Regions from separate parts of the Homo sapiens genome. Here regions 1, 2 and 3 are each linked to region 4. Evidence: chromatin loops called from intact Hi-C (ENCODE). Cell type or tissue: mammary epithelial cell. All regions are shown on one strand. Region 1 overlaps SDCCAG8 (SHH signaling and ciliogenesis regulator SDCCAG8). Region 2 overlaps AKT3 (AKT serine/threonine kinase 3). Region 3 overlaps AKT3 (AKT serine/threonine kinase 3). Region 4 overlaps AKT3 (AKT serine/threonine kinase 3).

Region 1 (8,000 bases), 110 kb before region 4:
ACCATTAGTCTACAATAGATTGGAAATTTTAAAAGAATTAAAATCAAGTCTGGTTCTCCTCACTGAGCTCATTGGGGAATCCCTGGCCTAGGGATTTCCCTCTTCTCCCGCCCCCAGGCCTCGGAAAATGAACTGGTGTCAGCTGCTGCCCAGAAGGTTACCCAGCGTGTTCTCTCTCTCAGGGTCCTTCCCTTAAATTCTCAAGTTTGACATGGAATAGAAGAATGTCGGGCGTTTCAAAAAAGGATTTTGAGATGCTGCAAAGCTCACTGGATTTAGAGTCAAGAGATGTGGGCTCTAGCGCCAGATTTACTACAGACAGGCTGCCTGACCTTGGGCAAGTCACTTATACTTTCTTGGCTTCACCATAATGGGCTGAACTGAATGTTCTCTAAGGTGCCTCTCAGCCCTAACATAATATGATTCTTTTCATGAGAAGAGCAGGACTTGATCCCCCCATCACTTGGGGGCATCCCCAAGGAGCCCCCTGTTCTTCCTCTGCAGGCAGCCAAGGCTAATTAGGAATCTGAGAGAATGAGCCAGGAAAGGGGCAGTACAGGACATACATTCTCTTCATTGAAGGTGGTACCCCCTCCCCACTGCACGATCCTCAGGAAGAATTCCTTTATTGAAACCATTATTGAATAGGGTAGATTTAGGCACGGGAAATGTAAACAGCAAACCAGCCACTAAAAGTGCGTTAATGTCACGCCTGTAATCCCAGCACTTTGGGAAGCTGAGGTGGGCGGATCATGAGATCAAGAGATCGAGACCATCCTGGCCAACGTGGTTAAACCCCAACTCCACTGAAAATAAAAAAAATTAGCTGAGCGTGGTGGTGTGTGCCTGTAGTCCCAGCTACTCGGGAGGCTGAGGCAGGAGAATCATTTGAACCCGGGAGGCGGAGGTTGCAGTGGGCCGAGGTTGTGCCACTGCACTCCAGCCTGGCCACAGAGTGAGACTCTGTCTCAAAAAAAAAAAAAAAAAAAAAGAAAGTGCCTTAATGTTCTGAGCAAGGATAATGGGCTAGAGCGTGTTCCGGAAGCCTCAGCACACTGCTTGTTCTCACTGATAGGACCTCGTTCACGAGATGGAATTATGTAAAATGCCGCAGCAATGGTTAAGTGTTGGAACAAAGTAATACAGCTTTACATTAACATGGTTTATTCACTAGAATTAATGACCTAGAGCAGTAATTGCATTTTCAAAACTTCAGCTTGCTGACTAGGTGTATTGCTATGTAAATAGCTAGCGATATTTGAAGATAGGAACACAGTAAAATCTGTAAAGTAATAGGATTGTAGAAATATGGAGCTGGAGGAGAATGTAGTCATCTTCTAGCCCCGAGGCTGGCAAACTTTAAAAGGTCAGGTAATAAATATTGTAGGCTCCATGGCCATATGTTCTCTGTCGCAGCTACTCGGCCGTTATGGTGCAAAAGCAGCCATAGACAAAACGTGAATGAATGGGCATGGCTGGGTTTCAATGAAAGTTTATTTAGGGGCGCTGCAAGTTGAATTTCATGCAGTGTTCACATATTATACTCCTTTTGATTTTTAAAAATCATTTTAAAATGTAAAAATCACTCTCAATTGGCAGATCATACAGAAACAGGCAGTGGCCTGTAGTCTGAAGTTTGCCGACCTCACTTCTAGTTTTCTCCTCTCATTTCACATGTGAGGAAACTGAGATTCAAAGTGATCACAGGATTTACTTAAGTTCTCATGACTGACGCCAGAGTATTTTAGGAGCAGACTAGGAGAGTTTTCATGTAGACAGTTGGTTGTTTTGATGATGAAAATTGAAGCCACACAAAAATTATTCTCCAGAAGAACTCATTTCGTATGTGTGATTAATACTGTGAATTAGAATGTACCAGTGGTTCTCATGCTTAAGAATTCATCAGAGTCATCCAGGGGCCTTATTAAAACACATGCTGCTGGGCCCCACCCTCAGAGTTGATGGTTCAGGTCTGGAGATCTTATTTTCTCCATTTTACAAATGGAGAACCTGAGGTTGAGAGAGATACTCAGTCTCAGGCTTAAGGTAAAATAGCTAGCTTGTGATGTCCCCCATTTCCAAGTTCAGCACTCATAGGATTAGGATTAGAGCTATAAGTAATCATCAAGCAGAGAGGCAGGGCTGCAGTTTTGTTTAGAGAGATCCTTCTAGTCTAGCTGTTGCGGGGAGTATGGATTCCAGGGGGCCGTGTGGAAGCACACAACTCTATGAGAAGGCTGTGCAGGAACCTGGATGTGAAGTGCTGGCAGCTGGACTTCAAGAGTGAAGGTCATGGAATGGATGGGTGGATGGATGAGTGGGATGGATGGATGGGTGGGATGGATGGATGGATAGGTGGGATGGATGGGTGGGTGGGATGGATGGATGGGTGGATGGATGGATGGATAGGTGGGATGGATGGGTGGGTGGGATGGGTGGATGGGTGGATGGGTGGGATGGATGAATGGGGGATGGATGGATGGATGGATGGATGGATGGATGGGTGGGATGGATGGATGGATAGGTGGGATGGGTGGGATGGATGGATGGATGGGTGGATGGATGGATGGATAGGTGGGATGGATGGGTGGGTGGGATGGATGGGTGGATGGGTGGGATGGATGGATGGATGGGTGGTATGGATGGATGGGTGTGATGGATGGATGGATGGGTGGGATGGATGGATGGATGGGTGGGATGGATGGATGGGTGGGATGGATGGATGGATGGATGGGTGGGATGGATGAATGGGGGATGGATGGATGGGGGATGGATGGATGGATGGGTGGGATGGATGGATGGGTGGGATGGATGGATGGATGGATGGGTGGGATGGATGGATGGATGGATGGATGGGTGGGGTGGATGGATGGGTGGATGGATGGATGGGTGGGATGGATGGATGGGTGGGTGGGATGGGATGGGATGGGAGAGGTTCAGAAGGCCTAGAGGGCTCATCTGTGGAACCAGGAGACTGAGCTGTGGGGATGGTGACTAGGGGTGGTCCCACCCACTGAGAGGGTCACAGAGAGAGGAGCATTAGAAGGTGACTCCAGTGTGTCAGGTGGTGAGTTTGAGGTGGGCTTGGAAATGCAAGAGAGAGGCCCGAGGCTGAGATCAAGTGCTCAGGATCCTTGGCCTCTCCACTTGGAGTCATGAGTGTAGATTTTAAAAATCATGCAGGCGGAACATTTCCAGTCAGGAGAGCACTGAGCCCAGCCCTGGGTCACACCAGCATTTGAAGGTCTGATGGAGGAGGAAGAGGGACCAAAGGGGAGTGAGAGACCTGTACAGAGTCTAAGAAGGAGAGTGATGAGTCGCACTGTGGGCCTTGCTCTGTGGCCTTGGTGGCTTAGGTAATCCTGGCTCTGCCTTACCTTGTGTGCGCTTGGGCAAATGATCGCTTCTCTGCACCTTGCTTCTCTCATGCATAAAATGCAGATGATAAAGTAACGTGTAGTATTGTTATGAGGATTAAATTAGGGAATGTAAAATGCTTACAATGTTGGGCATTTAGTAAATGCTCAGTAAACATTAGAGGAGGCCACTGGGAGGAGTAGAAAAGTGAGTGCATATTTTACAGTTCATGTATTTGCACCTTTGAAATCCATATGTTGTTTGAAAAATGTTCTTCATTTCCATGAGGAAGACGCCGCTCCCAGGGAAATAGTGAGTCTAAGCACTTTGAGAACACTTATCTAAGAGGAAGGACAATCTTAGCTGTAGTCAGAGTGACCACAGGGAGGAGGCTCTGGTCTGAAAACATTTCAGAACAAAGGATTTTACCACTACCACCAAAACCAAACCCAAAACAAAACCCCAAAACAACAACTAAAACCTTCCACTGTAGTCCGTAGGTAGCTCCCAGGGGGAATTGTCCAGTGAAGCAAAAAACTCTCATTGAAAAACATACACGCATAAGGATATAGGCCCCCTCTGGGGAAGGAAGGGGCTGGCCTGGAGAAGAAATCCATTGGTAGTGGCCCTGTGGAGCTGGTGCTAGGTTCACAAGTGTTCATTTGGTTATTATACCTCATGACTTATGTATACATTGCATATATTTTGTATGTATCACATACAACATAAAAAAATTTAAATCTATGTATTCACTTGCTTTCACAGTATTCATAGCAAATGAGTGTCTGAAGCATAGGACCAGAGCTGGCAGCTTGCACCGCTTCTGTTTTGCATAAGATATTTTCCCCAGCCCACTCAGCTCTATAAAGTTGTTTTGTATTTCACCACTTGCTCCATCTTATCTTGAAGCCTTGCATATTTTTTTAAATGCTGGTTCTGATCATGCTTGCAGGGTGTGGCTCAGAGGATCGCTGTTGGACCAATGGAGATCTGCCTGGGCCCAGCACTCTTATGAGTCCCCTGTGATTTCATCAGCATCTGCCTTTAGAAACCCGGGCGTGTTTGTTCCCATGGTAACTGCTGCCCCTGACACGCCTGAAATTCCTGGGATGCCCTTGCGTGGAAGGGGAGCCCGTGCTGCCCATTCTACCCCTGCATGGGGCAGCTGCTTTTCTCCCTCAGGGTCCCCAGTCCTACCCAGGCAGGGGTGGCAGTTGTTCATCTGCAGATCCTGAAGGACATGGACCCTGTGCCTGAGATTAGGACGGCCGCACCAGCCTGGGTGCAGGCTCCCTCAAGTGTCCTTCCTCATGGACCCGCGGACCCTACGCTGTGCTGTGAGGGCCGGGGAGCACAGGGGCTTCCTGGGAGGAGGACTGGCTTCCTGCCCCTGATGGGGCCTGGCCACAGCTCCCAGGGCTCCATGACAGCACAGTGAAGATAGCAACCACATCCTGGGGGCCCTGGATGCAATCCCTGCCTGTTGCAAAGATGAGATAAAGGCGCGGGAAAGAAGGGTCTGAATTAGGGGTTGAGCTCTGAAATCGGACGATTCTGTGTTTCCTGCCGCATGGAGGGCGTGTGTGGTTCGCAGGCTGTGGGGGGCTTCTTGCAGCGGGGGCTGCTGCCTAAACAGACTCCGCGGGCCCCATGATGGCAAACCCCCTCGCCCCGTTCATGACTTAATGCCTCCTAGAAGAAAAGGCTAAAAACAAGACACACAGAACAAGAAATTGCACTCTCTCAAAACGACAGTCGCCCTGAAACGGACGCTGGAAGAGGTTTCCAGGCCCGTGGCGACGGTGAGGGGGGTGAAGGTCGCAGGTGGAGGGCACGGGGCGGCGGCTGCGGAGCCCGGGGAGGAGGCGGCGGGCGCCCGGGTCTTCCTCGGAGCGCGCCCCCTGGGCTGGGCGGCGTGTCCCTGCCTCCCGCCGGCGCCCTCGTCCCCGCAGCAGCGTCCCCGCCGCCACCCCGCTGCCTCGTCGCCTTTCTCGCAAACAGCGGTGCCCTCTACGTGGGGGATCCTGGAGGCTGCTGAGCACGAGCGCCCTCCGCGACCCGCCCCTGCTCCCGCCTCCACTCTTGCCTCGGGGGGAGGGTCTCAGTCTTCTGCCTAAGGCGCCCTCCTCCCTTGGGAAGTCCGCCGTCCTCTGCCGTGAAGATTGCCCCTCTCTCCTCCAGTGCCTCCTCCCCAGCGGCTTCGGTGGCTCCCACCCTCCGCACCCCGTCTCGCGACCTCCCCGCCAGCCCAGCCCCTCACCAGAAGAGGCTTTCTCTTCCAGCCCCTGAAATCTGGCTTCTGCCCCAGCCAGGAGGCTCCGCAGGGCGCTCCGCCACCAGGTGGCATTTCCCACAAACCGGCCACTCCGCCCTGACCCCTCTCCTCCCTGGACCTCCGTCTCCCAGTTTTCCTCCCTCCAGGATCCCACTCTCAGTGTCTTGCCGGATTCCAGTCCACTGCCAGCCATTGAAGGCGGAGGTTCCTTAACCCCTATCCTGGGGCGAGCCCTTCCCTCTCACTGCAGAAGAGCTTCTCAGCTAGGGGGGTCGTGCGGGCCCGGAGAGCTGCATTTTTAACAAACTCCCCACACTGACAATCTTTGCCAACCCTTCCCAGGCAAATCTTGCCCCCACGTTCATGGTCTCGCCTCCCAGCAGGTTTGGCCCACCCAGCTAGAGCTCCAGCTCGGCCCTTCCTAAGCCCCAAGTTGCATAGCTGCCTGGTGGGTGCGTGTTCCACAGGTACCTCGGACTCGCCCTGACCCCAGAACGTCTCTTCTACGCCAGGCCGATCCCTCCTGCCATCCTCTGTCTGTTAAATGGCACTGCCATTGCCTGCAGGACGAAGTCCATATTTGCTGGTTTGGCTACAGAGTCCAGCGTCGCCTTCCTCTGAGCAGCCTGCAGCCTCTGGTGCAGCCACACTGCACAGCTTGCAGTTTCCAGACACGCATTGGCCTTTGCAGTGCGGCCCCGAAGTGGGAAGGCCCCGCCCCTGGCCCTGGCCAGAAAAGCACCCACTCATCCTTTCCCATCCCAGCTTGCCCGCTGAGTGACTTTGAATCAATGATTCATGTTGTCTGTGCCTCAGTTTCCTTAACCTTAAAGTGGCATAATAATTAGTTCCTGCCTCATGGAATTGTGAGTGCTAAATAAACAGTAAGTCTAGTGCCCGACATAAAAGTGCTCAGCATACGACGATCATGAGCCATGTCTAAGCAGGCGCAAGCCCTCCCAGGCTTCTCATCTGCAATATTGGCCATTTCTCTTCATGCCTCAGTGTCCTGTTTGAGTTGAGCATGTTTTTTTTACAAGTGAGTCTCTCCTCCATTGGCCGGGAACCGCCCGAGAGCCGGGAGCATTTGTCATTCTTGATGGACCCCCAGGTCTTAAATCAGTACTTGACCCTTAAGAGGTGTTGGCCGGGCGCGGTGGCTCACGCCTGTAATCCCAGCACTTTGGGAGGCCAAGGCGGGCAGATCACGAGGTCAGGAGTTAGAGACCAGCCTGGCCAACATCGTGAAACCCCATCTCTACTAAAAATACAAAAATTAGACAGGTGTGGTGGTGCGCGCCTATAGTCCCAGCTACCTGGGAGGCTGAGGCAGGAGAATTTCTTGAACCCAGGAGGCAGAGGTTGCAGTGAGCCAAGATTATGCCACTGCACTCCAGCCTGGGCAACAGAGCAAGACTCCATCTCAAAAAAAAAAAAAGAAGAAGAAGCAGAAGAAGAGAGGTGTTTAGCAAGGCTTGGTTCGTTTGGTGAATTAACTCAGTGAGTTAACCACCATTAACGATGGTTAAGGACACTTGGGCGCTGGCTCGATTTGACTCCGAGCTTTACCGATTACTTGTGTGACTTTGTGCAAGTTAATTAACATCTCAGCTTGTTTTCTCATCTGTGAAATGGGGATGATACTAGCATGTACCTCCTAGGACTATAGTGAACTTTTAATTAAGATAATTATTGAATTTAACAGGTAGTTTATTAATGAAATTTACATAGGTAATTGTGGCGCAGTGAGCCCAGGGGCTCAAGGTGTTAGCAGTCATCAACAGTGCTATTTGAAACTGTGGGTGGATGAAGAGGTGAACTCAACACCACAAATATGACAGAGCAGTAACCACCATGGAAAAGAAAAGAGAGCTTATGTGTCTAGGACACCCCAAGAAATCTCTTCTGAATGAATGATGGCAATGAAATAGCCATTAACAGAGGGTAGGCTGGTTTGTGCAGGGTTGGAGGCTTTTCCAAAAATAAATAACTTTCAAAAAATCTCAGCCAGGCGCGGTGGCTCATGCCTGTAATCCCAGCACTTTGGGAGGCTGAGGTGGGTGAATCATGAGGTCAGGAGTTCAAGACAAGCCTGGCCAAGATGGTGAAACCCTGTCTCTACGAAAAATATAAAAATTAGCTGGGCACGGTGGCAGGAGCCTATAATCCCAGCTACGGCAGGAGAATCGCTTGAACCCAGGAGGCGGAGGTTGCAGTGAGCTGACATAGCACCGCTGCACCCTAGCCTGGGCAACAAAGCAAGACTTCGTATCAAGAAAAAAAAAAAAATCAATCTCGGGCCGGGCGTGGTGGCTCACGCCTGTAATCCCAGCACTTTGGGAGGCTGAGGCGAGTGGATCACTTGAGG
Region 2 (8,000 bases), 63 kb after region 4:
GTTCCTATGAATATGATTCTATTGTCTGTTTTTTTTTCCTCTATTATTTTGGCCACATAGTGTTGAATTTTTGTGTACTCATTTTTTAACAAGTCCTGGACACAACACATGAAAACTGAGGTAATGTGAGGTCTAGGAAGATATAATCTTCTGTTAGAGTGAGTTTACATTTGCTTTTAGCAAGCTCCTAGAAAACTAGCAAAGTTGAATCACCTTCACTCAATTTCAGGACTGAAATAATTTATAGTTATATGTCAATCCTCTCAAAGCAAATCTATTTCCAGTTTACTCTTTCTTACAGGGTACAGTCCTTTAAGCTACCAATACCAAAATGTAGTGGTTTACCATGTCTCCTCTTTGGCAGATCCTAGATTCCAAAATATCACTCCCAGCTCTGGGAGCTACTCAAAATCTCTCCATCTCCAATACCACTTCAAGAACTAGCAGGTAACCCAAAAGGAAAAGTAGGTTCACTGTCTGGGTTTCTTTCTTCAATACAGTTTTGGCCCAATAAATCTTAGCCTTATCAGCTCTCTGGTGTCTTTTTAAAAAACAAAAACAAACAAAAGTCTTTTCCAGCTTCACTAGTGGTAGTTAGCTGGACTACTGACCCAAATTACATAATTCACCATAATTCATGATACTTAAACTATAACCCTACACCATTTGGTGAGGGTGTGGCGGGGGGGTGTGGGGGGGTAATTCCTGCAAAAAAGTATCAGGCCAAAGTACCTGACTAATTGAAAGAGGGCATCCAATCTTTTTATTCCTAAATAATGTTTAAAAATGTAATTAATTTGAAAAACAGAATGGAGACCCCTATGAAACAAGTACATTAATCTTTTAAAAGTACATATACTACTTCATACAAAAATCAATTTTCACCAACTGATTAGTTACTTACTAATAAATATTTAATTAAATGTCTAATACATGTGTGCTACTAAAGTTTAAAAAAGGAATGGCTTAGGAAGAACTTACAGTCTGATGGGGGAGCCTTGGTATTGTGGGGAAGTATAATAAAATGTTATGGGTAAAATGATACAAGTATACGCTAAGTACAGTGGTGTTCTAACAATAATAAAAGTTTGTGATGGGGACCCAAAAAGAAAGGTAATTCTTGAATGTAGATGTGAAAAATGAATTGGTACTTACCAGGATGAGCAAGAGACAAGCAAAGGATACGAGGTGTTCCTAGCAGTAGGGACAAAAGGGCAAGAAGGAAAGAGCTACAGGTAATGTAAGAGCACAGTATAGCATTAGTACTTGGGAAACAACAAGGAGTTCAATGTATCTGGAACATGTTGGGGGCGAGGCATACGTGTGCGCATGCACATGTGTCTCTGTATGTGAGTGTGAGTGTCGTGGCCATGGTTGTGACAGTGAAAGTAGTTAGCTGTTAAGAAAGAAAAATGACCTTTGTCTATATTGTGGATGGTCATGTGCAGCATAATAAAGTACATATACAAATCATATTTAACAGTAAATTAGTGGTGTATCCAATAAATTAAGAAAAAAGGTATATGTGCTATGATCAAAATTATTAAACATTGCTTTAAAACACACAGAAATAATACATAAAACTATCAGAAATGAAGAGATAAAATTGTTATTGTCTGCAGATACTAGGTCTACAAAGAATAAATGTTTTGGGTTACTTAACCCCAAAGGTGATGGTATTAGGAAGTGGGCCTTCATGAGGTCATGATAGAACTCATAGATTAAATTAGTGCATTTATAGAAAAGTCCTCAGAGAGTTCCTTTGGCACTTTTACTAGGTGACAATACAGGGGAAAGACACCTTCTATGAACCGTGAAGAGGGCCCTCTCTAGACACTGAATTTGCCAGCACCTTGAACTTAAACACCTGGCCTCCAGAACTGTAAGAAATAAATTTCTATTGTTTATAAGCTACTCAGTTTATGATAGTTTGTTGTAGCAGCCCAAAGGGACTAAGGCAAATCCCATTTACAAAAGCATAAAAAAGAATAAAGTACTTTAGGAATAAACTTAACCAAGAAGGTGAAAGATTTGTACACTGAAAACTACAAAACATTGCTGAAAGAAATGAAAGGAGACACAAATAAATGGAAAGACATCCCATGTTCATGCACTGAAAGGTTTAATATTGTTAAGATGTCAACACCACAAAGTAAGCTACAGATTCAATGCAATCCTTTTCAAAATCCTACAGCATTTTTGCGGAAACAGAAAAAAAAAATCCTAAAATTCGTATGGAAACCATAAAGAATCCCAAACAGCTGAAACAATCTTGAGAAAGCAAAAAGCTGAGGGCTTCATACCTCCTGACTTCAAAATGCATTCTAAAGCTTCAGTAATTAAAACAGATTGGTACTGGCATAAAGACATATAGACTAATGGAACAGAACAGAGAGCCCAGGTAATAAAACCATATATATATACAGTCAAATGATCTTTGACAAGGGCGTCACAACTAACACAATGTGGAAATATAATGCTGCTGAGAAAACTGGGTATCAACATGCAAAAGAACAAAAGTGGAGCCTTATTTTACACCACACACAAAACCAACTCAAAATGGATCAAAGAATAAATATAAGACATGAAACTACAAACTCCTAGGAAAAAACCACAGGAGAAAAGCTTCATAATTTGGTCTTTAGAAATGATTTCTTGATGCTGACAAAAGCAGTAATAGATGAGTAGAAGTATATCAAAATAAAAAGCTTCTGCACAGCAAACAACAGAACAAAACAGAAAACTACAGAATGAGAGAATATATTTCCAAACCATATGTCTGATAAGGGCTTAATATTCAAAATGTATAGGGAACTCCTATAACTCAGTAGCGAAAACAAAAAACAGAAACACAAGTAAAAACTTGGCAAAAGACTTGAATAGACATTTCTTCAAAGTAGACATACAAATGATACACAGGTATTTGAAAAATGCTTAGCATTACAAATTATCAGGGAAGTACAAATCAAAACCACGATGAAATATCACCTTACACCTGCTAGTATGGCTGTTGTTTTTAAAAAAACAACAACATAAAAAATAAATAAGTAAGTGTCAGCAAGGATGTGGAGAAATTAAAACCTTGTACACTATTGTTGGGAATGTAAAATAACGTAGCTGCTACAGAAAACAGTATGAAGATTCTTCAAAAACTTAAAAGTAGAACTACCAAATGAACCAGCAATCACATTTCTGGATATTTATTCAAACAAAGTGAAATGAGGAACTTAAACAAATATCTGCCCTCTCATGCTCATTGTTGCACTATTCGCAATAGCCAAGAGGTGGAAACAATCTAAATATCCATCAGCAGATGAATGAATAAAGAAAATGTATTGGCCGGCAGTGTGGCTCATGCCTGTAATTCCAGCCGAGGGAGGAGTATTGCTTGAGGCCAGGAGTTCCAGACAAGCCCTGGCAACACAGAGAAACCTTGTCTCTACAAAAAAAAAAAAAAAAAAAAATTAACTTAGTTGCGTGTGTGGCTGTAGTCCCAGCTACTGGGGAGGCTAAGCTGGGAGGATCCCTTGGGCCTGAGTTCCAGGCTGCAGTAAGCCATGATCACACCACTGCACTACAGCCTGGCTGACAGAGCAAGACCTTGTCTCAAAAAAAAAAGAAAGAAGGCAATTGTGTTATATACATACAATGGAATATTATTCAGCCTTAAAAAAGAAGAAAATCCTCTAATATGCTGTAACATGGATTAACTTTGAAGACATTATACTAAGGGAAGTAAGACAGTAACAGGACAAACACTGTATGATTCCACTTATGTGATGTGTCTAAAGTAGTCGAATTCACAGAAGCAGAAAGTAGAACGGTGGTTTCCAGGGGCTGGGGGTATGGGAATGGAGAGCTACTGTTCAATGGGAACAGAGGTTCAGTCATGCCAGATGAAAACGTTCTAGAGATCTGCTGTACAATAATATGCACATAGTTAACAATACTCTATTATACCCTTAAAAATGAAAGAGGATTTCACATTATGTAATTTTTACCATAATTTTTTAAAAGAATGCACTAATGTAGCTAAGAACATTTTTGTTAAAAAAAATAAGGGATATGTTGCTATATTAACAGTTAAAAATTTTATAGTTTCTCTAATTAAGGCCATGTGGTGTTAATGCTAGAGTACAGAAAGGTCAAAGGGGAAAAAAAGACTAAATCCTAAAAGCGCAAATATGTATATGTGTTATCCACAATCAGTGAGAAAAAAATGGATTATCTAATAAATGGAGATGAGATGATGGGCTCGCCATTGAGAAAAAAATAGAGTCCACCCTTATATCATGTACTGAAATAAATATAAGACAGGTGAGAGATATACAGATTTAGTTTATGACAGGTAAAAATTTTAGACTGGGCAGAATATTAAAAATAGAGAGTTTTTCTAACTCACACTAACCCTCTCTAAGTCTTCAATGATATTACACTAAAGTCATATAGATTCAGTTTGCCACTATTTTATTGAGGATTTTTGTATCAATGTTCATCAAGGATATTGGTCTAAAATTCTCTTTTTTGGTTGTGTCTCTGCCAGGCTTTGGTATCAGGATGATGCTGGCCTCATAAAATGAGTTAGGGAGGATTCCCTCTTTTTCTATTGATTGGAATAGTTTCAGAAGGAATGGTACCAGTTCCTCCTTGTACCTCTGGTAGAATTCGGCTGTGAATCCATCTGGTCCTGGACTCTTTTTCGTTGGTAAGCTATTGATTATTGCCACAATTTCAGCTCCTGTTATTGGTCTATTCAGAGATTCAACTTCTTCCTGGTTTAGTCTTGGGAGAGTGTATGTGTCGAGGAATTTATCCATTTCTTCTAGATTTTCTAGTTTATTTGCGTAGAGGTGTTTGTAGTATTCTCTGAGGGTAGTTTGTATTTCTGTGGGATCTGTGGTGATATCGAATCCAGCAGCACATCAAAAAGCTTATCCACCATGATCAAGTGGGCTTCATCCCTGGGATGCAAGGCTGGTTCAATATACGCAAATCAATAAACGTAATCCAGCATATAAACAGAACCAAAGAAAAAAACCACATGATTATCTCAATAGATGCAGAAAAGGCCTTTGACAAAATTCAACAACCCTTCATGCTAACAACTCTCAATAAATTAGGTATTGATGGGATGTATCTCAAAATAATAAGAGCTATCTATAACAAACCCACAGCCAATATCATACTGAATGGGCAAAAACTGGAAGCATTCTCTTTGAAAACTGGCACAAGACAGGGATGCCCTCTCTCACCACTCCTGTTCAACATAGTGTTGGAAGTTGTGGCCAGGGCAATTAGGCAGAAGAAGGAAATAAAGGGTATTCAATCAGGAAAAGAGGAAGTCAAATTGTCCCTGTTTGCAGATGACATGATTGTATATCTAGAAAACCCCACTGTCTCAGCCCAAAATCTCCTTAAGCTGATAAGCAACTTCAGCAAAGTCTCAGGATACAAAATCAATGTACAGAAATCACAAGCATTCTTATACACCAACAACAGACAGAGAGCCAAATCATGAGTGAACTCCCATTCACAACTGCTTCAAAGAGAATAAAATACCTAGGAATCCAACTTACAAGGGATGTGAAGGACCTCTTCAAGGAGAACTACAAAACACTGCTCAAAGAAATAAAAGAGGATACAAACAAATGGAAGAACATTCCATGCTCATGGGTAGGAAGAATCAATATCGTGAAAACGGCCATACTGCCCAAGGTAATTTACAGATTCAATGCCATCCCCATCAAGCTACCAATGACTTTCTTCACAGAATTGGAAAAAACTACTTTAAAGTACATATGGAACCAAAAAAGAGCCTGCATTGCCAAGTCAATCCTAAGCCAAAAGAACAAAGCTGGAGGCATCATGCTACCTGACTTCAAACTACACTACAAGGCTACAGTAACCAAAACAGCATGGTACTGGTACCAAAACAGAGATATAGATCAATGGAACAGAACAGGGCCCTCAGAAATGACGCATATCTACAACTATCTGATCTTTGACAAACCTGAGAAAAACAAGCAATGGGGAAAGGATTCCCTATTTAATAAATGGTGCTGGGAAAACTGGCTAGCCATATGTAGAAAGCTGAAACTGGATCCCTTCCTTACACCTTATACAAAAATCAATTCAAGATGGATTAAAGACTTAAACGTTAGACCTAAAACCATAAAAACCCTAGAAGAAAACCTAGGCATTACCATTCAGGACATAGGCAAGGGCAAGGACTTCATGTCTAAAACACAAAAAGCAATGGCAACAAAAGCCAAAATTGACAAATGGGATCTAATTAAACTAAAGAGCTTCTGCACAGCAAAAGAAACTACCATCAGAGTGAACAGGCAACCTACAAAATGGGAGAAAATTTTCACAACCTACTCATCTGACAAAGAGCTAATATCCAGAATCTACAATGAACTCAAACAAATTTACAAGAAAAAAACAAACAACCCCATCAAAAAGTGGGCGAAGGACATGAACAGACACTTCTCAAAAGAAGACATTTATGCAGCCAAAAAACACATGAAAAAATGCTCACCATCACTGGCCATCAGAGAAATGCAAATCAAAACCACAATGAGATACCATCTCACACCAGTTAGAATGGCAATCATTAAAAAGTCAGGAAACAACAGGTGCTGGAGAGGATGTGGAGAAATAGGAACACTTTTACACTGTTGGTGGGACTGTAAACTAGTTCAACCATTGTGGAAGTCAGTGTGGCCATTCCTCAGGGACCTAGAACTAGAAATACCATTTGACCCAGCCATCCCATAACTGGGTATATACCCAAAGGACTATAAATCATGCTGCTATAAAGACACATGCACATGTATGTTTATTGTGGCACTATTCACAATAGCAAAGACTTGGAACCAACCCAAATGTCCAACAATGATAGACTGGATGAAGAAAATGTGGCATAAATACACCATGGAATACTATGCAGCCATAAAAAATGATGAGTTCATGTCCTTTGTAGGGACATGGATGAAATTGGAAATCATCATTCTCAGTAAACTATCGCAAGGACAAAAAACCAAACACCACATATTCTCACTCATAGGTGGGAACTGAACAATGAGAACACATGGACACAGGAAGGGGAACATCACACTCTGGGGACTGTTGTGGGGTGGGGGGAGGGGGGAGGGATAGCATTGGGAGATATATCTAATGCTAGATGACGAGTTAGTGGGTGCAGCGCACCAGCATGGCACATGTATACATATGTAACTAACCTGCACATTGTGCACATGTACCCTGAAACTTAAAGTATAATAATAATAAATAAAATAAAATAAAAATTTAGAAAAAAAAATCAAGTCATATAGAATGTCCAAACACCAGATTCTAGAGGTATATAGAAATGCACATACCAATGGCAAATATGAGTATGCTGTTTTTCATTTGTATTAATACTGTTTTTTCTTATAGTTATAAATGCAAATGAAAACTGATTGTTCAGAAGAGTAGTATATTATTACAGGAACAGCAGAGGATTTTAGAGTCTTAAGATCTGACAGAAATCCAGCTTTGTAAACACAAATGGCAAAATGAATTGTGCTTCAACAGATGTTAAAAATCCACTAAGAATAACATTTTCAAAGAATATATATTGACATGGGAAAAGTACCATTCATCCAGCCAGTCAATAAATACTGTGTTGGGCCATGGACTATGTGCAAAAGATGTTTTAAATGAGCAAGGAAGCCATCATCTTTGCTGTCAAGAATCTTCAAGTTTAGTGAGAATGGCAAACAAGGATTACAGTTATAATATGATTGATAGAAAAGGTACAAAGAAAAATATCTAAGTACCTAGCAGGGGAACCTGCCTAGTCTATTAGAGTCAGAGGTTTTGTAGGAAAAATAACATTTTAAGCTCAGATCTGAAAAGATACATAGGAATTAGCCCAACTTAGTGATTATGGATTATGGGTGGACATATCAACAAATTGAAAGCTCAGTATTAATTATCAAGGGAGAAAAGGCCCA
Region 3 (8,000 bases), 83 kb before region 4:
CAGCATACAGTAACACTATGGACTAGCCAATCTGGTGCTTGAGCAGAATTGAAAATAGGGTGATTCAAATTGGCAGAACTCTCGGTGCCTCTCCTAAAGAGACGGCTTCTCAGGCACACGGGAGGACAAAAACGCCACTGAGAGACTATCAGCCCTGCTCCCTGCTTTTCCAGGGGACAAAGTGACCGGCCATCGCCCAGAACTGTAAGGGGCACAGGCAGGACACAAGGCAGGTTCCCCAGGTCTGAGTCCTGGGCTTTTTCAGCCTCACTCCATGTCCCAAATTGGGATTTCACTTTTAGCTTTCTTAAGTAAAATATCTACTCCTGGCTTGACATTTTAGAGCCTTCTTATTTCTATGACTTCCAAAATAACATATTTACTTGCTCTAAAGGTACGCAAATGCCAAATGCTCTATTTAAGAATGGAAACTTTCTCAGAGGCTGAGACTGAGGAAAGAGACCTGTCAAGACCTTCCTATCCCAATATCTGCTTTGGATATTCAGAGGGGAGGCAAGCCTGGGTGTCCTCCCGGCTCTGAAGTTCCTAGGCCCTCACCATATTCTGTGTATTCATGCACCTAACAAGTATTATTGAATACGCACACTGTGCCAGGCATCTAACTAGGAGCTTGGGCTAATAACGAATGAGACAAACTAGATCCTTCCTCTCCAACCCACTGCATGTTAGTGGCGGAAATAGACACTAACCAAACAAACAGAAAAATACCAGCAAGTCAAGGTGCCAATGCAGAGAATGAAGAGAGAGAGGGAATGTTGTCAGACTGATGCTCTTCAGACTAGGAGGTCAAAGAAGGTTCTCTGATGGAATGACATGTAAGCTTAGAGCTGAAGGACAAGAAGGAGCCATCCAAGTAAGATCAGGGAAGAAGAGCATTCCAGGCCTGGACACCATAAATACTGTCCCCAGAGCCCGAGGCATGGTGACGTGTGGCATGTTCGAGGTGTGGCTGGAACCCAGGGACAGTGGGGGAAGATGGAACAGGAAGAGGTCAGAGAGGTGGACAGGGCCCAGATCAGTCAGTGCTGTGCAAACCAGTGTGAGCAAGTTTGGATTTAGAGTGCAATGGGATGGCACCGGAAGGTTTTAAGCAGAGGAATGATGTGGTCTGATTACAGTTAGGATTATATCCAAATGAAAGGGCCTAGCAAAGGCTGTATGGCAGGAACTGCCCATGGGCCGATCCGAAAACTCACTGGTGTTACCCAGCATTTTGGACAATTCTAATGCCACAGTCTATGCTGGGGACAGAGGCCAAGGCCTATGCCCATGATTTCTACTCAGCGCTGAGCTACTTGCCCATGACTCCACAGGCTTTCCAACATTGTCTGTGACTCTTAGTGATTCTAAAATTCTAGCAATGGCACAAGATTGAGTGGAAACTCTGCCTCACCACAGGACTGACCATGAGTAGCTCACTTCAATGGATTGGTATTTCACAACTTAGCCTGGACATCGGTCAAGTTGGTAAGCCCTGCTTCTGGCTATGGCTGACCCAACTTCAGGACCTGGAGCACCTTAACTTTTTGTGAATCTAAAGAAAGAAAAGCACACACACGTCATCATATCTTCACTTTCAGGGTGTTCACAATCCCCTTGTGGCCAGACCATGGTCCCAAGATTAAGACCTCTTGGCCCACATGACCCCTTGTTTGCCTCTCGACAGTAGAATCTGCTGCCTGTGACCATCTCTGGCACAGCATTAGCCTCCAATCGCCCCTCTCCCGGACACTGAGTCCACATCAGCACTATGGATAAATCTGCCTCCAAAAAAGGAATGAGAGGAGAAGACATATAGGGAAGGAATCAAAAAGAAAAGGAAAGAAAAACTATGATGTGAACCCAAAGATGTGTAACTTGAAGCATTCTTGCAGCCATCCAAATATTGCCCTGAAACGCAATCTTATCCACATTCTTAAGTTAATGATGATACACACAGACCTCTGTCAGCATGAAAATGTTTATCAATTATGTCTGATCACCTTTTCCCTCATTACAGCTCCACTTATTTATGGTATTTCTCCAAGTGTGAGACATACTAATGTATATGAATTGACTTGAAGTGGTACATGAACACACAGTTTTCATAAATATGTAATTTATAGGTATCCAAAAGTATTAGCAAACTAAATTATGTCTTCACAGATAATACTATTTAAGAGAGAGCTAAGTAAAAAGGAGTGACTCTACATGAATTTTAAAACTATTAAGTAAGTAGGAGACCAAAACTGGCAAAATTCTGAAGGTTATGTGGGAATGAACGAAGTCTAGGAAAGAGGGGAGTCTCTATTTCACAATCCTTTCAGTTGGTGTCAAAACAATCTATTGGTGAACAGTAAGGAAGAGCTAGTCTGTAATTTCATCTACAATTTCTCTCTATATAATTTGTCCTACCCAGAAAAGCATTTCTTGCAGTCTTTTGATATTACCACTGGGAACTCAATATTCTTAAATTCAATTCAATATTCAATATTCTTAAATAGAATGGAGTAAGTCACTGTGGAATTTGATCTTGAAAATATCAGATGAGTTTTTAAAAGACTGTTTTCTTCAATTACATTAGGAGAAATTATATTAGAAATTTATCAATTGCCTTCTAAATTTACTTACATTTTTCAGGTGGTGTTATTGTAATAGTCTGAGCTGTAAATTCTTCATCAAAATATCTAGTATCTGTCTCAGATGTTACTTGAGGTTTAAAAGGAGGTACAAGCTGTAAAAAGAAAGAAAAAGAGTTTTATTAACTGATTTCAATTCAGGAAAATTCCTTTCTAGGAAAAAAGCAGAGAGCACGTAGTTAAATGAACAGAACAAAAGTCTACAATGCTGAGTCGCTGGGTAAGGGAGACATGATATTTGGCTTCCCAGTCAACAGTCTAAACCAACCGGTGGGTAATTGGTGGTTCTGTATAAAATCTAATGGATCACGAAAAACAACAAAAGAAAACCATTGAATAGGACGGGAGAGGGATATTGAAAAATCTGTGCTGGTTTTTTTCCCCAATAACAAACATACATGCAAAACCATATTGATGGGGAGCAGTGTGCCAGGATGTGGGCTCTTCCTCGGGCAACCTCTTTCTAGTGCTAGCTGAAGAGGGTAGTAATAAAAATACAACTTAATAATACAGCTATCACCAGGTTACAGATGAGAGTGCTGCCTTTGCCCTTCGTAAAGAACTACAACTTTGTACTTTGCTAAGAATTTGCTGATAAGAGATGGGCATTGATGCCTGCCCTGCTCTGGAAAAGGGTTTCCTGGTAGCCCCTGACGTTACATGCAAAATCTTGCCCACAGCTTTCATCAGATCCTCAAAGGGGACCACAGCCCAGAAGAGATTAAGAGTAGCTCCCCTGAGATTGACAGGGCAGGAATCATCTCATTCGCACTGCACCTGCGGCAGGCATGGCGTTAGGGAAGGTGGGGGTGGAAGGAAAGTCTCGGGCTACTGGAGGTTTCAGGAGCCGGAGCCCTGTGAACCTCCACTGGTTGGGAGGGAGAAGGAGCTAACACGAGGCTCCTGCTTCTCAGGGCTCTAGCCTTGAGGGACAGGTGGAACCCACAGGTTCCTTCTAGCACAGGATGCCCAGTCCCAGAGCATTAGGGTCAGAGTGCGTGCTCTGCAGAGTATCATTCAGAACAGGGGATGCTGCTTTAGAATACAGTTCTCACGGGGATAGGAACATGGCAAACAGAATGACAGAAATCAGCATGTTTTATAAAAATTTTACAAAAACAAATACACAATTGGCTTGAGATCAGTGCATTTTCCCACTCTTTCTGTCACCAAATGTATGTTAAATAATAAGGAAAATCTTTAAATTATTCTCTAGACAGAACTATATTTTTAAGAATCGTGGGATGAGCAGAATTAAAAGCAGGTTTTCAAAATAAGGGACATTTCAGTTTATGGTACATGCTACAAAGCATTCTTAATCTCTTCTTTTTATAATTCTTTCTGTTTACCCCCAGCACACAGCTATTCTAAGGTCTTCATGATTAGCAAGCACTCCTTTGGGGATGAACCAACTCTACGTTCCACTGATCAGCTGGTAATGGCGACTAATCCCTAAACTGAAACAAACTCCTCCACCAGTGGCAAGGAGAAGCCTGCCATTGTGCCAGACCATATTTCTTTCTAGCTGCCCTGCTGGATCCCCTGGACATGAGCAAGCAGGTCACTCCACTGCTAGAAACCCTCCCTCTGACTCTCAGGCTAAATTCTCCACACCAGCCTCACATATCACATGCACACGCACAGGGAACCCCAGAGGTGACAGAGGCTGGAACAATTTTGTTTTTTTTATTTTTTTTAGAAAACCAAGGGGGTAATTGCCCCTATCTGGCAGAAAACGGGAAGACTGGAATTCTGGTTGGGTTTTTCTGATTTACTATTCTACAGATGTTCACAAAATAGGTCTTTATCTTTCCAATCAGAAGTTAACCACAAGAAATTCCTGTGGCTGGAATCGGCTTCTCTTGGGCACTAGGAGTAGGTTTGCTCACCTCTGCCCCATCCTTTTCATCTGGTTCTTTGTGATGTCAAAAATTTAAATTTGCCTTCAAGTTAGGGGAAACTTGTCCTTTTAGATGAGAGAATGATGACCTGTAACTTTAACAAACTGAAACCTATCTTAACACAGTTTTCAAAAGATTATAGGGGAGCTTAAAATAGTCTCTGTTTCAAATGCCACGTGTACTGAGGACTTTCCTGACCGCCTTCTTACATTAAACAGCTATCCTCCCCCTCACTTTCTATCTTCACATTGCTTTTTCTTCAAGACTTTGCGACATCTGATACACAGGCACGTATACATGCACACATATGATATACATGTATTTGTTACTGTCAATGTTCATCACCAATAAAATATAAGTTCCACGAGGGCAAGGACTTTAAAAAAAAGTTTATTGATGCGTAATTAACATACACTAAACAGCACACATTAAGAATATACAACTTGGGCTGGGTGTGGCAGCGGGCGCCTGTAGTCCCAGCTACTTGGGAGGCTGACGTGGAAGGATCACTTCAGCCCAGAAGGCAGAGGTTGCTGTGAGCCAAGATTATGCTATTGCATTCCAACCCGGCCGGGGCGAACGAGTAAAACCCTCTCAAAAAAACAAACAAAAAACATGCAACTGATACGTTTTGACATATGTATATACCCATGAAACTGTCACCAAAATCAAGATGATGAAAACATCTACCACTTCAAATGTCTTCTTGTGCCCATGTGTACTTCCATCCTCCCATCCCCTGCAGGCCATGACTGACATACTTTCTGCCATGACTGATTTGCTTGTATTTTAAAGAATTTTATGCAAATGGATCATAGAGTATGTACTCTTTATCTGGCTTGTTCATTTAGCATTATTACTTTGATATTCATCCATGTCACCACATGTATCAATAGTTTACTCACTTTGCTGGGTAATATTTCAGTACATAGATGTATCACAATGGACACACTCATCTGTCAATGAACACAGGGCCTGCTCCCAGTTTGGGGCAATTACAAACAAAATTGCTATTAACTTTTATGTCCACGTCTTTGTGTAGACATATGATTTAATTTATTTAGGACAAATACTAAGGAGTGGAATGGCTGGGCCGTATGGTAGGTATACATTTGACTTTTCCAGAAACTGTCAAATTGTTTTCCTTTACCATGTTAAAAAAAAAAAAAACCCAATTCCTAATTCACTCAGAGCGTTTCATTTTTTGTTTAAATAAGTTTTAAAAAGGATGGATTTTTCTTAGTTTTTTCTTTGCATCATTTGATATAATCATTTCCTTCGTACTCTGTTAATAGGTGAACTATAGTGATTGGTTTTGAATGTTAAATCAATCTTATATTCCTAGAACAGACCACACTGGTAGTGATTCTTTGTATCTATTGTTAGATTTGATTTGCTAAAATTAAATTAAACATTTTAGCATATATATTCATTAAGAATATTGGTCTATAGCATTCTTTTAAAAATCTCTTTGCGGGCCAGGTGTGGTGGCTCATGCCTGTAATCCCAGCACTTTGGGAGGCCGAGGCAGGCAGATCACCAGGTCAGGAGATCAAGACCATCCTGGCTAACATGGGAAACCCCCGTCTCTACTAAAAATACCAAAAATTAGCCGGCTGTGGTGGCAGGTGCCTGTAGTCCCAGCTACTCGGGAGAATGGCATGAACCCGGGAGGCGGAGCTTGCCATGAGCTGAGATCGCGTCACTGCACTCCAGCCTGGGCGACGGAGCAAGACTCCATCTCAAAAAAAAAAAAAAATCTCTTGCATATTGATATCAAGTTAATACCTGCCTCACAGAATGAACTGAGAAATGTTCTCTCATCTTCAATTTTCTGGAATAATTTGTATAGAACTGATAATATTCCTTAAATGTTTGGTAGACTTCGTTGGTGAAAATATGTGGGTCTGGTGTCTTTGTCAGAAGGATCTTAACCACAACTATAATTTCTTTAGCAGGTACAAGGCTATTCATGACATCTATTTCTTCTTGGTAATTTGTATCTTTCAACATATGTGTCCATTTCAGCTAAATAGTTGAATTTATTGGCATAAAGTTATACATAATGCTTCCATATTATCCACTTAATACCAATAGAATCTGTAGCAGTGTCAACATTTATTATTTGTCTTCTCACTTTTCTTTTCAGTCAGGTGAGAAATACATCAATTTTAATGATCTTCTCAAAAGCCCAGTTTTCCTTTCATCAATTTTCTCTATGATTTTTTGTTTTCTATTTCATTGATTGCTATCCCAATCTTTATTTCCTTTGTTCTGCTTACACTGTGTTTAACTTGTTCTTATTTTTCTAATTCCTTTTTCTTTTTCTTGTTTTTTAGAGACAAAATCTGGCTCTGTCACCCAGGCTAGAGTGCAGGGATGTGATCATAGTTCACTGAAGCCTCAAAACTCCTGGCCTCGAGCAATCCTCCTGCCTCAGCCTCCTGAAGCAATCCTCCTGCCTCAGCCTCCTTGAGCAATCCTCCTGCCTCAGCCTCCTGAGCAGCTATGACCACAGGTGCACACCAGTATGCCCAGCTAATATTTTGTTATTTAGAGATGGGATCTCACTATGTTGTGCAGACTAGTCTCGAACTCCTCTACCTTGGCCTTCAAAAGTACTGAGATTATAGTTGTGAGCTACTGTGCCCAGTCCTAGTTTCTTAAGATAGAAGCTAAGGTCATTAATTTTACACTTTTCTTCTTTTCTAATGTTTAAAAATATCTTTTAGTACTATAAATTGTATTTAGTACTATAAATTTAAGTATTGCTTTAGCTGTATATCACAGCTAAACACATTGTGTTTTCGTTTTCAGTCCATTCAAAATACTTTCTCATTTCCCTTTGATTTCTTCTTTGATCCATGGATTAATATTTAGTTTCCAAGAACTTGGGGATTTTCCATAGATCTGTGTTTTTTTAATTTCATTTCCTTCAAAGAGAAAATGTTTTACAGTACTTAAATCCTTTAAAATTCATGGAGTTGTTTTGCTCAACATATGGTACACTGTGATAAATGATCTGTGACCTTGAGAAAAATAAGTGTTCTTATGCTGTTGGGTAGCGTGTTCCATAAATGTCAGTTAGATCAAGCTGACTGATAGTATTGCCCAAGTTGCTATATAACCTTACCAATTTCTCTCCAATTGCTGTATCAATTATTTGAAGATGGATATTGAACTGTCCAATAGTAACTGTAAATGTGTCTATTTTTCCTTATATTAGTTTTTGCTTCAAATATTTTGTTTTGTTATTAGATGCATAACTAAGACGGTTAATACTTCTTGATGAAATGACTCCCTTAATTATTATGAAATGTTCCTCCTTATCTCCAGCAATATTACTTGCTTTGAAATCTACTTCATATGATTTAATATAGCACTCTAGTTTTCTTCTGATTAGGTTGAGCATAGTATATAATTTTCTGTTCTATTAATTTTAATCTACTTATATCTTACA
Region 4 (8,000 bases):
AACAGGATCTACCCACAGGACAGAAAATATTGGAAATAGTAACTGTGTCAGGGAACAGAAATTAATTTTTCTTCTGTTTTAAATTTCCTTAAAAGATAATCACTGGTTTAAAACAAAAATAATAATGCATAGTGGCATTTATAACACATACAAATGTAAAATGTATTGTAACAACAGTACAAAGGCTTGAAGGAGGAAATAAAAGTATACCAGTGAAAGGATCTTAGGATGTATGTGAAATGGTATAATCTAAGCGGAACACAAAATGGGAAAAAAAGTTAAATACGAGTTTATAGTTAACCGTCATCCCACAATAAAAACTGGAGCTCCCAAAAGTTACTGATGAATTCCACCACCCCTTTAAAGAAGAAATAATTACAATTTTATAGAAACACTCCCAGAAAATACGAGAACAGTTGTTAACACGTTGCATGAGGCCAGCATTGCCACAATACAAAACCAGACAGAACTATTACATGAAAAGATGAGTACAGATCAATATCCCTCAAAATCATAGATGTAAAAACTTAACAAAACTTCTCTAATTCAATTCCAACAACATATAAGGATGATAATACATTATGACTAAAAGATGGTTAATCTCAAGAATGAAGACTGGCTTAACATTTGAATGTCAATGTAATTTATCAAATGTACAAACTAAAAAGAAAGCCGGGCACAGTGTCTGTAATCCCAGCACTTTGGGAGGCCTAGGTGCGTGGATCACTTGAGGGTAAGAGTTCGAGAGCAATCTAGCTAACATAGTGAAACCCCAACTCTAATAAAAATACAAAAATTAGCTGGGTGCAGTGGTGGGCACCTGTAGTCCCAGCTGCTTGGGAGGCTGAGGCAGGAGAATCACTTAAACCTGGGAATAAACCTGGAAGCTGCAGTGAGCTGAGATCACGCCACTGCACTTCTGCCTAGGCGACAGAGTGAGACTCCGTGTCTAAATAAACAACCATATGATCACCTCAATGGAGGCACAAAAACCTTTAAAGAAAAGTCAATGTCCACTGATGGTAAAATATTCTAGGAATAGGAGAGAACTTAACCTAATAAAAGGTATATATGAAAAACTTATGACTAACATCACACTTAATAATAAAAGACTTAATCTTTTCCGAGACAGGGAACAAAAACACAATGTTCGCTACTTTTGTTCAACACTGCACTAGCAGTCACAGGCAGTGAAAGATGCATAGACAGATAGACAATTAAACAGACAAATATATACATGCCATACAAACAAGAATGGAAGTAAAACTGCTATTATTTACAAAGAGCAAGACTATCTACATAGACATTTCAAAGAAATTTAGAAAAAGGGTTTCTAGAACTAATAAGTGAGCTTAGGAAGGCCATGGAATACAAGGTTAATATATAAAAACCAACTATATTCTTATATGCTAACAGCAAACAATTGTAAATGGGAAAAAATTGGAATAGGTAAAGAAAAATTGAAAAATTATACAAACCTATACACTAAAACTACAGTGTTTCAATAGACATTAGAGAAATCCATAAGCAAACAGAGTGTGTGTCCATGGATTAGAAGACTCAATATTCTTAAATAGATTTATGGATTAAATGCAATCATAATCAAAGTTACAGCAGACTTTTTTGTAAAAATTGACATGATAATAAATTTATATGAAAATGCAGAGGACACAGAAGAGTCAAAACAATTCTGAAAAAAGAACAAAGTTTTTCTCTATTTCAAAATATACTCCCAAAGCAACAATTATCAAGTTAGCGTGGTACTGATGTAAAGAGAAACTCAAAGATCAATTAAACAGAATAAGACAGTGCAGAAACAGACCCATATGTGTGACAAACTGATTTTCAACAGAGGTACCCAAGTCACACAATCAGAGACAGGGTCTTGCTGTGTTGTCCAGTCTGCAATGCAGTGGTATGAACATGGATCACTGCAGCATCAACCTCTTGGGCTCAAGCAATGCTCCCAATTCTGCCTTGCACCACCAGTCCAGGCTAATTTTTTAAATTTTTTATTTTGTAGAGACAGGGTCCTGCTGTGTTGCCCAGGCTGGTCTCGAACTCCTGGACATAAGTGGTCTTCCTGCCTCAGCCTCCCAAAGTGCTGGGATTACAGGTATAAGCCCCCATGTCTGACTAAAGGACAGCCCTTTCAATGAAAGATAGTGAAAGAACAAGATGTCTGTAGGGGGAAAAAAATGAACCTCAACTCTTAGCTCACAGCATACATAAAAATTAAAATGGATCACAGACCTATACATGTAATAGGTACAACTTAAAAAGTTTTAGAAGAAAATACAGTCATGCACTGCTTAATGATGGGGATACATTCTGAGAAATGTGCAATTAGACAATTTCATCATTGTGACAACATCCTAGGGTTTACTTACATAAACCTAAATGGCATAGCCTACTACTTCTAGGTACAGACCTGTACAGCATGTTACCCTACTGAATACTCTAGGCAGGTGTAACACAATGATATTTGCACATCTAAACACATCTAGAAAAGTACAGTAAAAATATGATATAGAAGATTTAAAAACGATATACCTGTCTATTGCATTTATAATACCATGAATGAAACTTGTAGGACTGGAAGCTGCTTTGAGTGAGTGAGTGGCGAGTGAATATGAAGGCCTAGGTGATTACTGTAGACTATGAACACTGTATAATGTATAAAATAATTAAAATTATTTTTTTCTTCAGTAATGAGTTAACCTTTGCTTTCTATAACTTTTTCACTTTATACACTTTAAAATTTTTAAAAACGCCTTGACTCTTTTATAACAGTTTAAAATATGAACACATTGTACAGCTATACAAAAATATTGTTTCTTTACATCTTTATAAATATTTTTCTATTTTTTTTAACGTCTTTAACTTTTGGTTAAAAATGAAAACACAGCATATACGTTAGCCTAAACCTACACAGTCAGGATCATCAGTATCACTGTCTTCCACCTCCACATCCTGTCCCACTGTAAGGTCTTTCGGAGCAGGCATCGAGTAGTCATCTCCTACGCTAACAATGCCTTCTTTTGGAATATCACCTGAAGGACCCACCTGATGCTGTTTTACAGTTACCTATTTTTTTTTAAATAAGTGAAAGTAATACACTTTAAGAAACAATGAAAAGTACAATATATAAAATAAAGAAGTAACACAGTCATGTACTATCACAATCAAGTATTATGTATCTAACTGCATGTGCTATGTTTCTACACAACCGGCAGCACAGGTTTGCTTACACCAGCATCACCAAAACATGTGAGTAATGCACTGCAGTATGACTTACAACATTTACATCACTAGGCAATATGAATTTTTCAGCTACATTATAATCTTATGGTATTGTCATATACATGGCCCACTGTTGACAGAAACTTATTATATAGCACGTGACACATAACAAATAGGAGAAAGATGTGTGACCTGGGGTACACAAACATTTCTTGGACAGTACACAAAAAAAGTGAAAACCATAAAAGGCAAGAATTGATAAATAAGACATCAAAATTAAAAACGTCTGTTCCTCAAAAGACATCACTGAGAAAATGAAAAGGCAAGCTACAGTCTGGAAGAAACCATTTGTAATACAAATATTTGGCAAACTATTTGTAACCAGAACATCCAAAGAACTCCTATAATTCAGTAAGAAGATGAACAACCGAATAATAGGTGAAATATTTGAATAGACAGGTCACAAAAGTATATGCAATGGCAAAAAGTCTGAGTGAAGACATTTCCTATCATTAGTCATAAGAGAAACGCAACTTAAAACCACAGTAACATACTCCCACACACTCGTTAGAATGACTAAAATGAAAACCACTGACCACAGCAAGCACTGGTGAGGGTGCAGAACACCTAAAATTCTCATTACATTAATGCTGAGACTGTAAAATGACACAACAGTTTTAAATTTTTGTAAAATGTAAGCATATGCTTACCATAAATCCAACAATCATACTCTTCAGTATTAATTAAAGAGAAAAGAAACAGGCCTATCAGCTTTATTCATATTAGGCAATGACTGGTATTAATCCGCATGTACGTCACCAGTGGGAGAGATTAACAAATGGTGGTATAGCTGTGCAAAGGATAATGACTTCACAATAAAAGAAATAAATGACTGAGAAATGCAACAAAGTTAACAATCTCAAAAAACATTACGCAGAATGAAAGAAGTAGATACAAGACAGTATATATTGTATGAGTTCATTTCTGTGACATTTTTAAAAAGATGAATCAAATCTTTAGTGTCTGAAAGCAGACCAATGGCTACCTAGGGCCACGTGTGGATGTACTATGGGTACAGGGAAGACTGACTGCAAAGAGGCATGGCAGAACTTTTTGAGGCAATGAGAATGTTTTATATTTTTATTGTGATGGGGGCTACATGCATATATATGTTTGTCAGAAGTCATCTAATCATATACTTAAAATGAGTTCATTTCATTATATGTAAATTATACTTAAGTTGACTAAAAAATGAAAACAACCTAAACGTTCAATGATTTGGGAAGGTTTTAATAAGTTAAAGTGTATCTACATAATTAGTAGGCAACAAGTAACATATTTTAAAATGATAAAATTGAAAATATGTGTACAGTATAAACAGTGGAAAATATATTAACACGGTATTAGCAATTATTTCTAGATGGTAAGATTTAGAGTGGTTTTTATCTTCTGTTTCATACCTCAAAAAATACTTGTAATTATTTAATATCCATTCCCCAGAATACTATGCATTTTTGTTTTGTTTTGTTTTGTTTTGGTGACAGGGTCTCACTCTGTTGCCAAGGCTGAAGTGCAGTCGCATGATGGCTCACTGCAGCCTCAACCTCTTGGGCTCACTCAATCTTCCCACTTCAGTCTCTCGAGTAGCTGGGAGCACAGGCACTGGCTACCACACCTGGCTAATTTTTAACTATTTTGGTAGATACAGGGTCTCCCTATGTTGCTCAGGCTGGTCTTGAACTCTTGGGTTCAAGTGATCCTCCTGCCTTGGCCTCCCAAAGTGCTGGGCATGAGCCACTGGGCCTGGCCTATGCCCTTCTTAAATGCAGAGACCATCTGTCTTGCTCATGTAGTATACTAAGCACATAGTACAGTGCCTGCCTTGAAGAAAGCAGCATTCAATAAGAACTTTTTTGACAGAATTAAAATAATTTTTTTGGCTTTTTGAAGTTCTCTGTAATGAATGTACATTATCACTTTTGCAATAGAAAAAAATTATTCAAAGGTTTCAAATAAATGTACTAATAATTAATGTACTGATTTATGCTTATTATAAATTTAATGCTCTATTTTTTTCTTGGCAAAGGCATAGGAAAATGAGAAAATTATGACAGTACACCATATCTTTGCATCTTCAGCACCATGCCTAGTATATGACACATATTATATTCTTCATAAATATGTATTGCAAAAAATAAAATTAAATTCAGAAATACCTCTCAAAAAATTATAAGAAAAATCATCCTTAAGGTTTTTGAGGTAAAATATTTTCATTGGAAGTATTAAAAATCATATATAATAGTTGAATAATCTTATCTTTGTTCAAAAAGGAAAGTGAATTATTTGCTGCTAAAATAGGGAGCTTATCTTTATCAAGTTAAGTTCCTTTATAAAGGCAAAGACTACATAGTTTTTTTTTATTGTTAAGCTTAGCCATGCTATAGGAATACAGTAATGTAAAATGCATTAACTCAAACTACTAAATATACAAGCATATTTCATCATTCTATTAGGAAGAAATTTTCTCCATAACTCTCTCTCATAATAGCCTAACAGGAACTGCACTAGAGTGTAGCTGTACTCCCACGGTTTAGTAAGTGAACAGGTATTCAGCCCATCCTTGCAAAAAGATGACTGCATCTACAGCCGTGCCCTAAAGTCTCATGCTCAACAGGCTTCTCTCATCAGAGCACAGGAAGTTCCTTCCCACATACCCTTCAAATGTCAACCTAACACTACTTCCTCAAAGAGATAACTAAATTTATAGTAGGTTCTCCATCATTCTCTCTCATACTACAGCACTCTGTTGCCATTATATTTATTGGGTTTATTTTGTTTTATTATTTTATAATATGCATCTCCTTCTAGAAATCATGACTGTTTTATTCATCCTAGCGAACGCAGTAAGCATTTAATACATACTTTTGATTGAATGAGCTAATCTTATTTGGGGAACATACCTGTTCTTGAAGATTTAGTTCAAATGCACCTTTCCTCCTAAAATCTCCTGTATAGGAGAACATTTGTGGGGATGTTATTTTTATCGTGGTGATGATTTCATGGGTCAAAAGTTATCAGATTGTACACTTTAAATATGTACAAATTATTTATAATTTGTTATTAACTCAGCAAAACTGTTTTAAAGAAAGGGAAACATCTTAAGACAAAATGCAGATTTTCTCACACAAATAAAAGCTAACAAAAGTTACGGCTATCAGACCTGCACTACAAAAACAAATGCTAAAGGAAGTTTTTATGCAAAAGGAAAATGTAATAGATGAAAATGTATACCAACACAAAGGAAAAGAGAACACTTAAAATGACTACTTTATGAATATAAAACATTTTTTCTATTAAAAATTATTTTAAAGATAATTGCTTAAGGCAAAAACAGTGTATTGTAAAGGTTAAAAAATACATGGAAGTAAAATGTCTGAGAACAACTGCACAAAAGACAGAAGGCAGGGAAACAGATGTATGCCTTTTAAGGTTCAGATAGAAGGTAAGAAAATAGACGTATGCTGTTATAAGGTTCTTACAGTACAGGTAAAGTGACACAGCATATTGTTTGAAAGTCTACCGTGATGAGAAAAGATACATATTCTAAACCCTAAAGCTACCACCATAAGAACAAAGAAGCAGAGCTAATCAAACTAAGATTATTTAAACTCATCAAATTACTAATAGAAATTCTTCAACTTTTAATAAAGAGCATCTACGAAAAATCTACAGCTAACAACATGGTTAATGGTGACAGTATGAATGCTTCTGCCCTAAAATTAGGTATAAAGCAAGGATATTTGCTCTTATCCTGCTCTTTAACACTGTTCTAAACATCCTGGATAGTTTAATAAGGCAAGGAAATGTACACATATTAGAAAATAGCAGTAAAACTGTCTTTGTTCTCACCTGACATGATCATCTACATAGAGAAATCCAATATATTTACAATAAAAGACTACTAAAACTAATATTAGTATGGCTAATAAGTAAACATCAACTGTATGTCTATATATTAGCAAGAATCAACTACAAATTGAAATTTTTAATAATGACTGATAAACCATTTATAACTTAAAAACATAAAATAATTATAAAGTATCCCTAAGGATAAATTTTTAAAACTTTCAAGACCTGTACACTAAAAACTACATAATATTGTTGAAAGAAATTAAAGACTTAAATAATGGGAAAACATATACCATATTTATGAATCAGAAGACAACACTGTGAAACTGTCAATTCTCCCCAAATTGATCAACAGATTTAACACAATCACAATTAAAATCCAGGAGGCTTTTATGTAGAATTCAACAAGCTTACTCTATAATTTATGTGGAAATGCAAAGGAAATTGGATAGCAAAACCAAATTTAAAAAGAATATCAAAATTGAAAGATTCAAGCTGCCTGATTTTAACACTTATTCTAAAGTAAGTGTGTGGCATAGTGAAGACAGTGTGGTATAGGTTTCAGGATAGATATAGACCAATACAACAGAATGCAGAGTCCAGAAATCGACCCACACATATATGACTGATTTTTGACAAGGGTACCAAATCATTCAATGGGAGAAAGACAGTCTTTTCAACAAATATGCTGGAACAGTTAGATATCACTTTGCAAGAAACAAATGAAACATGACCCTTATGTAGCAGTATACATTAAAATTAACTTGAAATGGCTCATAGACCTAAATGCAAGAGCTAAAACTATTAACACTTCTAGAAGAAAGCATAAAAGAAAATCTCCCCGACCT

Evidence for each region. A loop is a pair of places that touch in the nucleus more often than their neighbours do. Peaks named below come from ENCODE experiments on the same cell type or tissue, not always from the same donor. Only the 100,000 strongest peaks of a DNase experiment are listed, where the experiment ranks them.
Region 1: a loop joins it to region 4, with 4 times the contacts of the local background. A loop is called at or near these places in 2 of 110 quality-filtered maps.
Region 2: a loop joins it to region 4, with 3 times the contacts of the local background. A loop is called at or near these places in 2 of 110 quality-filtered maps.
Region 3: a loop joins it to region 4, with 2.5 times the contacts of the local background. A loop is called at or near these places in 2 of 110 quality-filtered maps.

The regions. Positions count from the first base shown.
Region 1 is chr1:243,477,987-243,485,986 of GRCh38, forward strand. All of the region lies in intron 16 of SDCCAG8 (SHH signaling and ciliogenesis regulator SDCCAG8), which reads left to right. Among named protein-coding and RNA genes, the nearest start is that of MIR4677, 140 kb to the left of the region's middle. RefSeq lists enhancers at 4,167-4,782, 6,105-6,663. In mammary epithelial cell, no CTCF peak of the experiment used is centred here; no DNase peak of the experiment used is centred here; H3K27ac peaks cover 805 bases.
Region 2 is chr1:243,655,422-243,663,421 of GRCh38, forward strand. All of the region lies in intron 4 of AKT3 (AKT serine/threonine kinase 3), which reads right to left. Among named protein-coding and RNA genes, the nearest start is that of AKT3-IT1, 130 kb to the right of the region's middle. In mammary epithelial cell, no CTCF peak of the experiment used is centred here; a DNase peak (open chromatin) is centred at 3,380; H3K27ac peaks cover 1,932 bases.
Region 3 is chr1:243,509,693-243,517,692 of GRCh38, forward strand. AKT3 (AKT serine/threonine kinase 3) reads right to left here. Exons shown (of 14, transcript NM_005465.7): 13 at 2,632-2,734. Among named protein-coding and RNA genes, the nearest start is that of MIR4677, 170 kb to the left of the region's middle. In mammary epithelial cell, no CTCF peak of the experiment used is centred here; a DNase peak (open chromatin) is centred at 4,499.
Region 4 is chr1:243,592,742-243,600,741 of GRCh38, forward strand. The region is part of intron 8 of AKT3 (AKT serine/threonine kinase 3); the gene reads right to left. Among named protein-coding and RNA genes, the nearest start is that of AKT3-IT1, 200 kb to the right of the region's middle. In mammary epithelial cell, no CTCF peak of the experiment used is centred here; DNase peaks (open chromatin) are centred at 3,270, 3,790 and 5,870; H3K27ac peaks cover 4,979 bases.